Linked DNA regions of Homo sapiens: region 2 is linked to region 1. A link is a contact called in ENCODE Hi-C or POLR2A ChIA-PET data. All regions are on one chromosome and are shown on one strand. The core of a region is the stretch at or near the end of the contact, and the rest is flanking DNA. Distances in the headings are between cores, read along the strand shown.

What was found. A loop is a pair of places that touch in the nucleus more often than their neighbours do. ChIA-PET counts read pairs that join two places held with the same protein, here RNA polymerase II (POLR2A). Pooled maps may share reads with other maps.
Region 2: a loop to region 1 is called in a map of PC-9, with 12 times the contacts of the local background. The contact joins two enhancer-like sites. A Hi-C loop is called at or near these places in 6 of 168 maps with a recorded cell type or tissue (K562, PC-9, Right ventricle myocardium inferior and 3 more) and 4 of 50 pooled maps. POLR2A ChIA-PET finds 5 or more read pairs at or near these places in 7 of 52 experiments (HCT116, HEK293, HepG2 and 4 more).

The regions. Positions count from the first base shown.
Region 1 is chr6:151,039,908-151,044,588 of GRCh38, forward strand. The region is part of intron 26 of MTHFD1L (methylenetetrahydrofolate dehydrogenase (NADP+ dependent) 1 like); the gene reads left to right. Among named protein-coding and RNA genes, the nearest start is that of MIR12131, 60 kb to the right of the region's middle. Within about 2 kb of position 1,309, at least 26 of the 41 ENCODE cell types and tissues checked have a DNase peak (open chromatin) inside an H3K27ac peak, as active enhancers do; they include HCT116 and PC-9, where a contact is called at or near this core.
Region 2 is chr6:151,080,199-151,085,407 of GRCh38, forward strand. The region is part of intron 26 of MTHFD1L (methylenetetrahydrofolate dehydrogenase (NADP+ dependent) 1 like); the gene reads left to right. Among named protein-coding and RNA genes, the nearest start is that of MIR12131, 20 kb to the right of the region's middle. Within about 2 kb of position 1,998, at least 3 of the 41 ENCODE cell types and tissues checked have a DNase peak (open chromatin) inside an H3K27ac peak, as active enhancers do; they include HCT116 and PC-9, where a contact is called at or near this core.

The DNA.
Region 1 (4,681 bases), core at 59-2,558:
TCATCTCTAAATACATACATACATACATACATACATACATGCATACATGCATACATGCATACATAGAATGGCCTCAGTGATGGCCACTTTACTCCTGAGCTTTAGCTGGTGAAAGCCTTGGCTTAGGGATAAGAGGGCGGCTGGACAGTGCAGGCCCAGAGAGACTGGACCATCAGGGGAGGTGAGGGGTGACGGAGGTGCCCAAACAGAGCATGAAATGGTAGAGTAGCTGAGAAGGTTAGCCTCAGTCACGATCTGTCCTGTCCTACCCTCTGAGGACTCTAAACCCCGCAGTAGTTCACCCAACAAATTCATTCACTCGGCCAATGCTGCATAAGGCACTCAGCTCGGGGCTACAGGGAGCCCCAACTTTAAGAAGCTTTCTCTGCTTCAGGTAGTTTACAGGTGGTAGACGCAGATAGAAGTGAATTAGTAAAGAGAATAGTTTGGTGTAAAAATTGTGCATTTAACTGAAACCTTAATTCACTACTGAGCATTTAATAGCCATTAAATAAAAACCAGGGCCCGCACAGTGGCTCACACTTACAATCCGAGCACTTTTGGAAGCCAAGGTAGAAGGATTGCTTCAGGCCAGGAGTTTGAGACGCCTGGGCAACATAGCCAGACTTTGTCTCTACTTAAACAAAAATTAGCCAGGAGTCATGGCACGCACCTGGAGTCCCAGCTACTCAGGAGGCTGAAATGGGAGGATTACTTGAGCCCAGGAGTTTGAGGCTACAGTGAGCTATGATCATATCATTGCACTCCAGCCTGGGAGATAGAGTGAGATCTCTGTCTCTAAAAAAATGAAATAAAATAATAAAAAACACAATATAATTTAAAATCTTTGGAGTCACTAAACAAATATACAATGTGAATCTCCTCTCACTCCAGCTAACGCCACCATATCCAACACTAGGTAAAGACCAAAGCCGTTCTGGAAAATCAGAATCTGTTGCCATGGCTCATGCCTGGACACCAGGCTGTCCGCTCCTGACGTCACTCTTTCACTTACGACTTGTTAGAAAATGAATGTGTGGAATGGCCCTGGATAGCTGCTGCAGCTCCCTGGTTTCCTGAAGTGAGCCCTCTGTGTCATTATCTGGTCTTCTCAGCCCTCAGCCGAGTTCCTCCTGTGGCCACACACGGGGTCGCAGTGAGCGTCAGTGCACAGTGATGAAATCTCCTGGAACAGTCGGGTGTGGGGCATGAGGAAGGGAGTGGTGCCTGACTACAGAAGTTCCTGGAGGTCAGGAAACTCTCACTGGAGGCGGTGGCCCTAGAGGGCTGCTTTCTATGACAGAGCAGGAAGCTGCATGTGTAGTGGGACACACGCACCAGAGGGGCCAGGATCTCCTAATAAGGACTGGTATTTATTTTTACTTGACCCCATTCTGGGCCTTGCCACAGTCTGCTGAAATGCCTTGAACATTCATCACCCGTGTGGGAGACAGGATAGTAATTTCCTGCTGAGATGACTGAGGGGACGGGGAATGGGGACACCAGGGGGACTGGCTCCTGCAGGTGGGAAAATTCTAGCAAAATGAATCACTCTTCTGCTTAGTCACCCAATGTGCACTTATTAGGGTGCTGCTGAAATACATATTCATCTATCCACTCCAGAAAGATAGTCCAAACTGAGACCTCAGGATCAGAAAGCCTCCCATTCTCCTGCAGGGTTCATTCATTTACTCAGTGAATTATTAAATGCCTACAGCACGCAGGGCCATCAGCCCCACAGCTATGAGAAAGATTCAGTCCTTCCCTCACAGGCCTTATGATAGACTCCAGTAAATAAAACCATACAGGCACAGAATGCGGCGGGCTTTATAACAAAGGCAGAAAGCCCCTCTTGTTGTGTCCTCAAGGGAGGCAGAGAAGCTCCCCTCTGGCTCTAGTTGGAGAATCCCAACCCAAGCAAGTCCATCCTTAAACAATAAACATCTCCAGCATTGCTGGCTTTGGAAGACCCCATGGTGAGATGCTGGAGCTTTTTTCCGCTCCAGATTTCGCTTCTAAATATTTACTTTTACTTTCCATGTTCACTTATAGGCCAGGGTTTTTTTTTCCTACCATTGAATTATTTCGTCATGTTCTATTTAATTATTGCTTTAATTGGCATTGGTGACCACAAATAATAATAAATACTATTAACTGGTGTAACAGCTTCACTAGTCTATTTCACTGCCCCATGCTGTTGTAACTGAAGCCCCCAGCACAAGCATTCCCAGCTCGTGGTCATCTAAGACCTTTGAGGTCATTCTTACATGCATTGCTAGTGTTTTCCATATTCCTTGATGGTAGCCAATTTTTCCTTCTTAAAATAACTTTCTTCATTCCTAGTAAGCTTCATATGTATTTTATGTATTCTTCCCTCTTTTTTATGACATGATACATATTATTGAAAGCTAGGAAATAATGCAAGATTCTTGAACGACATAATACCACTTAGTACATCTTTTTGTAAGAGATAGTTTTTCTAATACAAATCTTTGATATGGGAAGAAACAAGCAAGTTGTTTTTTAAGGTTTTCCAACCCTATATTCTACTACAAATTACCCTGTTATGGTATGCTTCCAAAATTCTTTCAAGGATTATGGTTTATAGAGTTCAATAAACCTAATAGTTTATAAAACTTCTCAAAAAATAATCTCATGCCAAAAATAATTTAGTAGTAGGTGGTCTTTGTCTTGTGGTCACATGGTTTTGATATTGTCTTTAAGTTTCTATAATTTACAAGGGCTGTTTAATCAGTTGGCATAAATTTCATGACAAAAATACTAATATGTAAGCAAAGTATATGAAACAATATTATTGAGAAGTAAATTACATTCCATGTAGAAAAAGACTAGAAAGACAACACCAAAACCTTAAATTAGACAGTGTTATTATGAGTAGCTTTTTTTCTTCTCTTTTTCCATATAGATCAAATTACTACATTGGGCGTATATCACTTTTATAACATGAAAATACAGTAAATAGGGCGATGATAAACTGCAAGTGCTTGGGGAGAATGCTTAACTCAGGCCAGTTGCAAGAGAGTGAGAACACACACGCAGCCTGTGGGAGCGGGCTCCATGCCATCACCTGGCCGGTCCTGGCTGTGTTGCTGTGTTTTCGCACCTCAAAAGTTGGGACAGCAAAGAAAGGCCATAAGAGCTAGAACGTTTCCATAAGAAGTGTATTCAGTATGATTTGTCTAGCTCTGACTAATGTGTGCAAACCCCACATTCCACTAAGCAAATGCAAGATTGTTTTTCCCTGTTCATTTGTTCCTGGGCCCTTCTTGCTTACTGTGTTGGGAGTTGGAGAGGGGATAATTGACTTCTTTCTTCTCACAGTGTTTTCTCTTTTTTTTTTTTTTTTTTTTTTTTGAGACAGAGTATTGCTCTGTCGCCCAGGCTGGAGTGCAGTAGCATGATCTCGGCTCACTGCAACCTCCGCCTTCCAGGTTCAAGTGATACTCCTGCCTCAGCCTCCCAAGTAGCTGGGACTACAGGTATATGCCACCACATCTGGCTCATTTTTTGTATTTTTCAAAGAGACTGGGGTCTCACCATGTTGGCCAGGCTGGTCTCAAACTCCTGACCTCAAGTAAGCCACTGCGCCCGGCCATCTCTCACAGTGTTTTTTAAAACAACAATGCATTTTCATAACAGTTGGCCTGGAGAGGTGTCCGACCAAGTTGGAATTCATAGTAGAATCCATTGGAAGTTAATTTTTGATGTATTTGACTGTTTTCCATTGACTTCGCATTGAGGCAGTGAGAGAGACTTGAAGAACTTAGAATACGCACCCTTTTGTCACTGGCAAACATGGGACATAGAGGCGTGTCTTGACAGCAATTTGTGGCAACACTCTGGGCTGGAATCTAGGGGTTAGACAGCCTGGCCGGTTTTGTAAATTAGATAGCCAGGCCACCCTCAGAGTCAGTTTGAGGGTTGAGTGGGAAGCCTGAATAAAAAGAGAAGTTAAACTTTTAAGAAAAGGGTCAAGCTTTAAAACTGGAATTGGGTTTTCAAATTTAATGAGGAAAAAGAAACCCCAAAACTGGAATTGTAATTGTGGAGAAATACAACTGATAATATTTGGAATATCATCTACAAGGAATGAAACTATCCAGAAGCATTTAGATGGTAGTCAGTGCCATGTAGGGCACCTCTGGGGGCAGGGTGGCTCCTGGCACTGTGGAGAAAGACGACTGGTGCTTCCTTCTCCCAATCGGAGGAAAGGGATACACTGTGGAGGTCCCAGCAGCTTAGGGCCTGCCCCCCATGTGGTTATCTCTGTGCCGTTTCCTTCCCTCTGTCTTCCTGTAACTCCTTCACTTTGGCCCCTCTGCCCTTTCTGGGCAGAGGGTGACAGGAGGCACCGCATGGGTACATTCTTTTTTTTTTTTTTTCTTTTTTTTGAGACAGAGTCTCACTCTGTCACCTGGGCTGGAGTGCAGTGGCGCAATCTCGACTCACTGCAACCTCCATCTCCGGGTTTCAAGCGATTCTCCTGCCTCAGCCTCCCGAGTAGCTGGGATTACAGGTGGCCGCCACTACGCCCCGCTAGTTTTTTGTATTTTTAATAGAGATGGCATTTCACTATGTTGTTCAGGCTGGTCTCAAACTCCTGACCTCGTGATTCACCTGCCTCAGCCTCCCAAAGTGCTGGGATTACAGGAGTGAGCCA
Region 2 (5,209 bases), core at 748-3,247, 41 kb after region 1:
ATTGGTCTCATAGTGTTTCTCTGTATTTTTAATATACTGTGTATGTGCTTATGAGAAACCGAAAGAGAAGTGATTTGTGAACGATTTGAGGACTTTTGGTCCACGTTTTTTTCTCCCACTTATACTTGTGGCATAATCCAGAGGAAGAAGGGCAGCTGCGGAGTCCCAGCAGTGTTGCGGGTATCAGGGCAGCCAGTGAGAGGATGGAGGAGAAACCCAGGAGAGGGCAGAGGAGGAGGGACAGCTGTGCCCACCTGGTCCTTTCATTGTTGTCTGCCTCTGCCCTTGCAGTTAGAAAAAGAGTGTTCTGTGTATAGAAGCCTTTGCAAGTAGCATAGTTAGGAGTCTTTCGGTCCAGGAATTGAAGGTGCTAAAGCAGGAGGAAAACATACATAGAAGAAAGGAAATGTCCACATAAGTAAGTGTATTAGTCTGCTAGGGCTGCCGTAACAAAAGACCATAGACTGGGTGGCTTCAACAACAGAAGTTTATTTTATTTTCTCACAGTTCTGGAGGCGGGAAGTCCAAGATCAGGGTGCTGGCAGGGCTGGTTTCTGCTGAGGCCTCTCTTCTTGGCTTGCAGACAGCTGTCTTCCCTGTATGTCGTCTTCTCTGTACACAAACATCCCTGTGACCTCTTCCTCTTCTTTTAAGGACACTCAGTCCTATTGGATTAGGGCCCCATGCTTATGACCTTTTTGGGTTGTTTTTTGTGTTTGTTTTGAGATGGGGTCTTGCTCTGTCACCCAGGATGGAGTGCAGTGGCACGATCATGGCTCCCTACAGCCTCGACTTCCTGTCTCCAAATGTAGTCGTATTGGGGGATTAGGATGTCAATATAGGGGTTTTGAGGGGATGCAGTTCAGTCCATTATATACAGTAAGCCACTTCTAGACCCAGTCTGAAGTCCTGAGCATTCAGCTGGTATCTGGAGTGGATCACCTAAGAAACATTACAGAACAATATAGGCCTCTGGTATTTAAAATAGTTTAATTACGTCACAGGGTAGTCCTGAATTCTTTCCTACTTCAGCCAGTCTTGGCCAGCCGAGTTTCAGGGTAGTGATGAGCACTGATGAGGTGACTCCCCCTTCTCCAAACTCTTCCTTTGCCACTGTCCCAAGAAAACCATAAAGGGGAAGTTTAAATGATGGATGTAATTTTCCTGACTTGGGCTGGGCGCAGTGGCTCACACCTGTAATTCCAGCACTTTGGGAGGCTGCGGTGCGCAGATCACCTGAGGTCAGGAGTTCCAGACCAGGCTGGCCAACATGGTGAAACGCTGCCTCTACTAAAAATGCAAAAAAAAAAAAAAAAAAAAAAAAATAGCCAGGCATGGTGGCACACGCCAGTAATCCCAGCTACTTGGGAGGCTGAGGCAGGAGAATTACTTGAACCTGGGAGGCAGAGGTTGCAGTGAGCTGAGATCTTGCCACTGCACCCCAGCCTGGGTGACAGAGACTGTCTCAAAAATAATAATGATTTCCCTGTCTTATGTTTTTCTACTACACAGCTTATTATCTCTGGGCAGGAGCTTTCCCAGGGTCGGAGGGGCAAGGGTCTAGTTGTGAGGGAGAGAGGTGAAAGCAAAAGGGAAATGCTAAATGACATGGCACAGCAAGCAAGGTCTAGGCAGCTGCGCCTTTGATAACAAGCTGCTTGAAGAGAAAGACCAGATCGGCTGAGTGAAAGCACTGTCCATCCTCCCCACCCCTTCCTTCCTGCTTCCTCCTCTTCCCATCTCCTCCAGCTTCTCCTTAAAGGGACTACCGAATGATGATTTCCTTGCCAGTAGGACCTTGACATAAAACCCAGCCCACAACATCACAGTTGATTTTCAAGGGATGAGCTTCTCAGAAACCAGAATTTAATTACTTAATTTTGAGTTTCCAAACAATAAAATATATTATTAAATTGATTTGTTTTCCACACGTAGTGGAGATTTTCATGGTGTGCTACCTGTCGGTCAAACGGCTGATGAATGAGTATGTCGCAAAAACTCTAGGTGGGAATATGACACATGAGGAATGGAATTTGTGCTTCAGCTCTTCCCAGCATCTTCTTGGGCTGCACAAGAGTTGGTAGTCTTTCATCTCCTAAGGACTGAAGGGCCATTTAGAATCACACCTGTTTTGAGTTTATAGTCACGCTTCTGAAACTTTCTCTCTTACAGCCTTATCTGACCTCAATCAAGCTACCCCTGTTCATTTAAATACTTTAGGTCTTGGCTATTGGTTTAGCTTAACATTTGATTGCCATAAATAAGAACTACAGAAAGCGTGACTTGTAAAATTGTAGACCCAGAAAAATTAGGGAACAATCTCATAATACTAATGAAACCTTTTTTCCCATAAAATAAATACATAATTAGATATAGAAGATTTTTTTTTTGGTTTAAGCTATCTTTTCCTATTTCTATCTTAAATAATTTACAACTCTCCTTTAATCCAGGCAATTATCAATTCTATAATAAAATAACAACAATGGGTACTGTGTATTAAACTCTAAACTAGGGTCCTTCATCTCATTTGAATTTTGAAATGACTCCATAATATATTGTTATACTCATGCTGTAGTTATAGATAAAGAACGAGGGCTGACCTTTGACAATCACAATCAAAAAAAACAAAACAAAAGAAGTGAAGGCTGAGCGAAGTAACTCACCCAGCAAGATGCAATTCGTATAGGGTAGAGTCCCCTGTCTCCCGATAATGCTTTGCCCCACACCTGAAAGTCTTGATCTGGTTCCCATTACCCCTCAGACTTTGGGTCCCCAGTAGAACCTTTGCACTTGCAGTTCTCCTTCCTAATGGGCTCAGGGAAACTCACATGACTGCCTGGAGGCTGTTTCTGCACCTGTAGATGGGAATGGGCAAGTCTCTCCCGACTCACTTGTCTCATAGTGTTGTTGAAAGGCTCAGGTGTGATCATTACAGTGAAATAAGGAAAGGCAGGGAAGAATCTCCATCGTTCTCCAAATACGAAGAATGAAATGCAATTTTTTTTTTTTTCTTTTTGAGACGAAGTCTCACTCTTGTCACCCAGGCTGGAGTGCAGTGGTGCCATCTCGGCTCACTGCAACCTCTGCCTCCCAGGTTCAAGCGATTCTCCTGCCTCAACCTCCCGAGTAGCTGAGATTACAGGCACCTGCCACCATGCCCAGCTAATTTGTGTATTTTTAGTAGAGATGGAGTTTCACCATGTTGGCCAGGATGGTCTCGATTTCTTGACCTCGTGATCTGCCCACCTCGGCCTCTCAAAGTGCTGGGATTACAGGCGTGAGCCACAGCGCCCGGCCACAAATAAGTTTATACCCTTGTAGTCATGGCCTTTCTTTTATCTTTCTGGTAATGAATAAAAATGAAGCATATAAGTGACAGAGAAACCAGCTACTTGATCAATAGTGGCATTGTTTCACAATTGTCTGTATTGGATTTTGCCAACCCACTAGAGAGTTACCAAAGCACATTTCTGACATAACTATGATTGATTTTTTTTTAATTTTTGACTAAATATGTTACTTTGACTAAATTGGTTACTTCATTGCATAATGGTGACCATTTACACTTTTCAGATAGGTACAAAAAATCTGTGTATTCTAGCTGGCCATGAAAGAGTAGCAAGCCTGTTATTTTTAAGAAAAAAGCTCGAGTAGTTACTGTATTTGTATCATTTTGGAAATCTCTCATTTTTCTAATCAGCAAAATGGGGATAATGTAAATAACAATAACCCTGACCTCACAGGGTTCTTGGGATTAAATGAGATATGGTGCATACAACGTGCTTAGCATGGCGCCTGGAGTATGGTCAGAACTTAACAAACACAAGTTATAAATGAGGTCCCGAAATACAAGAAATTCACTTCCTCAGAAACCTTCCTTGAGCCTGGCTACATCTATAGCTACATTTTCTACATGTTAAATGCCTCCCTCAGAAGTGTCACTGTTGGAGTTGCCAGGGCACCAATTTATTACTTTGAAAATAGATAAATAAAAGAATCAAGACAAAAGAAAAAGGTGCTACCAAAGAAGACATTCTGTCTTACACTGGATCACACGAGATGTGGATATTTGGCCCGGAACTGCTCACATGGGTCAGCAAGCCTGAGAATGACCGTGGAGAGAAATGGCTGGGGCTGCAGGACTCAGCCAAGCCTGGCACGCGTGTCTTCCGGGCACCGGAGCAGGACGTTGTCTGAAAACATGAAGAATGAAATGGAAGTAATGTAATACCTGGGGTCGGGGCTGGGGGAAGCTTTCTAAGTACAGGCAGGGTCTTTCTATGTTGCCCAGGGTGGTCTTGAACTCCTGGCCCCAAGCGATCCTCCCACCTCGGCTTCCCAAAGTGTGGGGATTGCGAGTGTGGGCCACTGTGCCTGGCCTAATTACTGATTTTAAATATTAATCTTTCTAAAAGTCAAACTCCAGAACTGTGCATGTAGAACTATTCAATTTCTGTATATAACTATAGAAATATATATTAGACGGGCCGGGCGTGGTGGCTCATGCCTGTAATCCCAGCACTTTGGGAGGCCGAGGCGGGCAGATCACGAGGTCAGGAGATCGAGACCATCCTGGCTAACACACGGTGAAACCCCGTCTCTACTAAAAATACAAAAAATTAGCCAGGCGTGGTGGCGGGTGCCTGTAGTCCCAGCTACTCGGGAGGCTGAGGCAGGAGAATCGCTTGAACCCGGGAGGTGGAGCTTGCAGTGAGCCGAGATCGCGCCACTGCACTCCAGCCTGGGTGACAGAGTGAGACTCCATCTCAAAGAAAAAAAAAAAAAAATATATATATATATATATATGTATATATTTATATATGTATATACACACACACACACATTAGATAAGCACATTGTTTATATAGGAATCAAAAATTACCTGTGAGTAATTTTTATTTATGTAATTTAATAATTACATAAAAATTATTTGCAGAGGTTACCTCTGGAAGCAGTATTAGAAGTGGAGGACTTTTTTCTTCTATGTTGAAAATATTTTAAGTAAATTTTTAAAAACGAATAGAAATTTAATCAGGAACAGGCTTTCTACCATTAAAAAACTTTATAGTCTTCTTTACAAAAGAAGAGAAATAATTGTACTTGTTCAGTCATTCAAGGCCACTGAAATAATTGGCATAGCTTGAGCTCTGTAGTACTGTCACAATATGCAAACACAGTGTGGTAATTTTTATAGTAATTGAACATGACT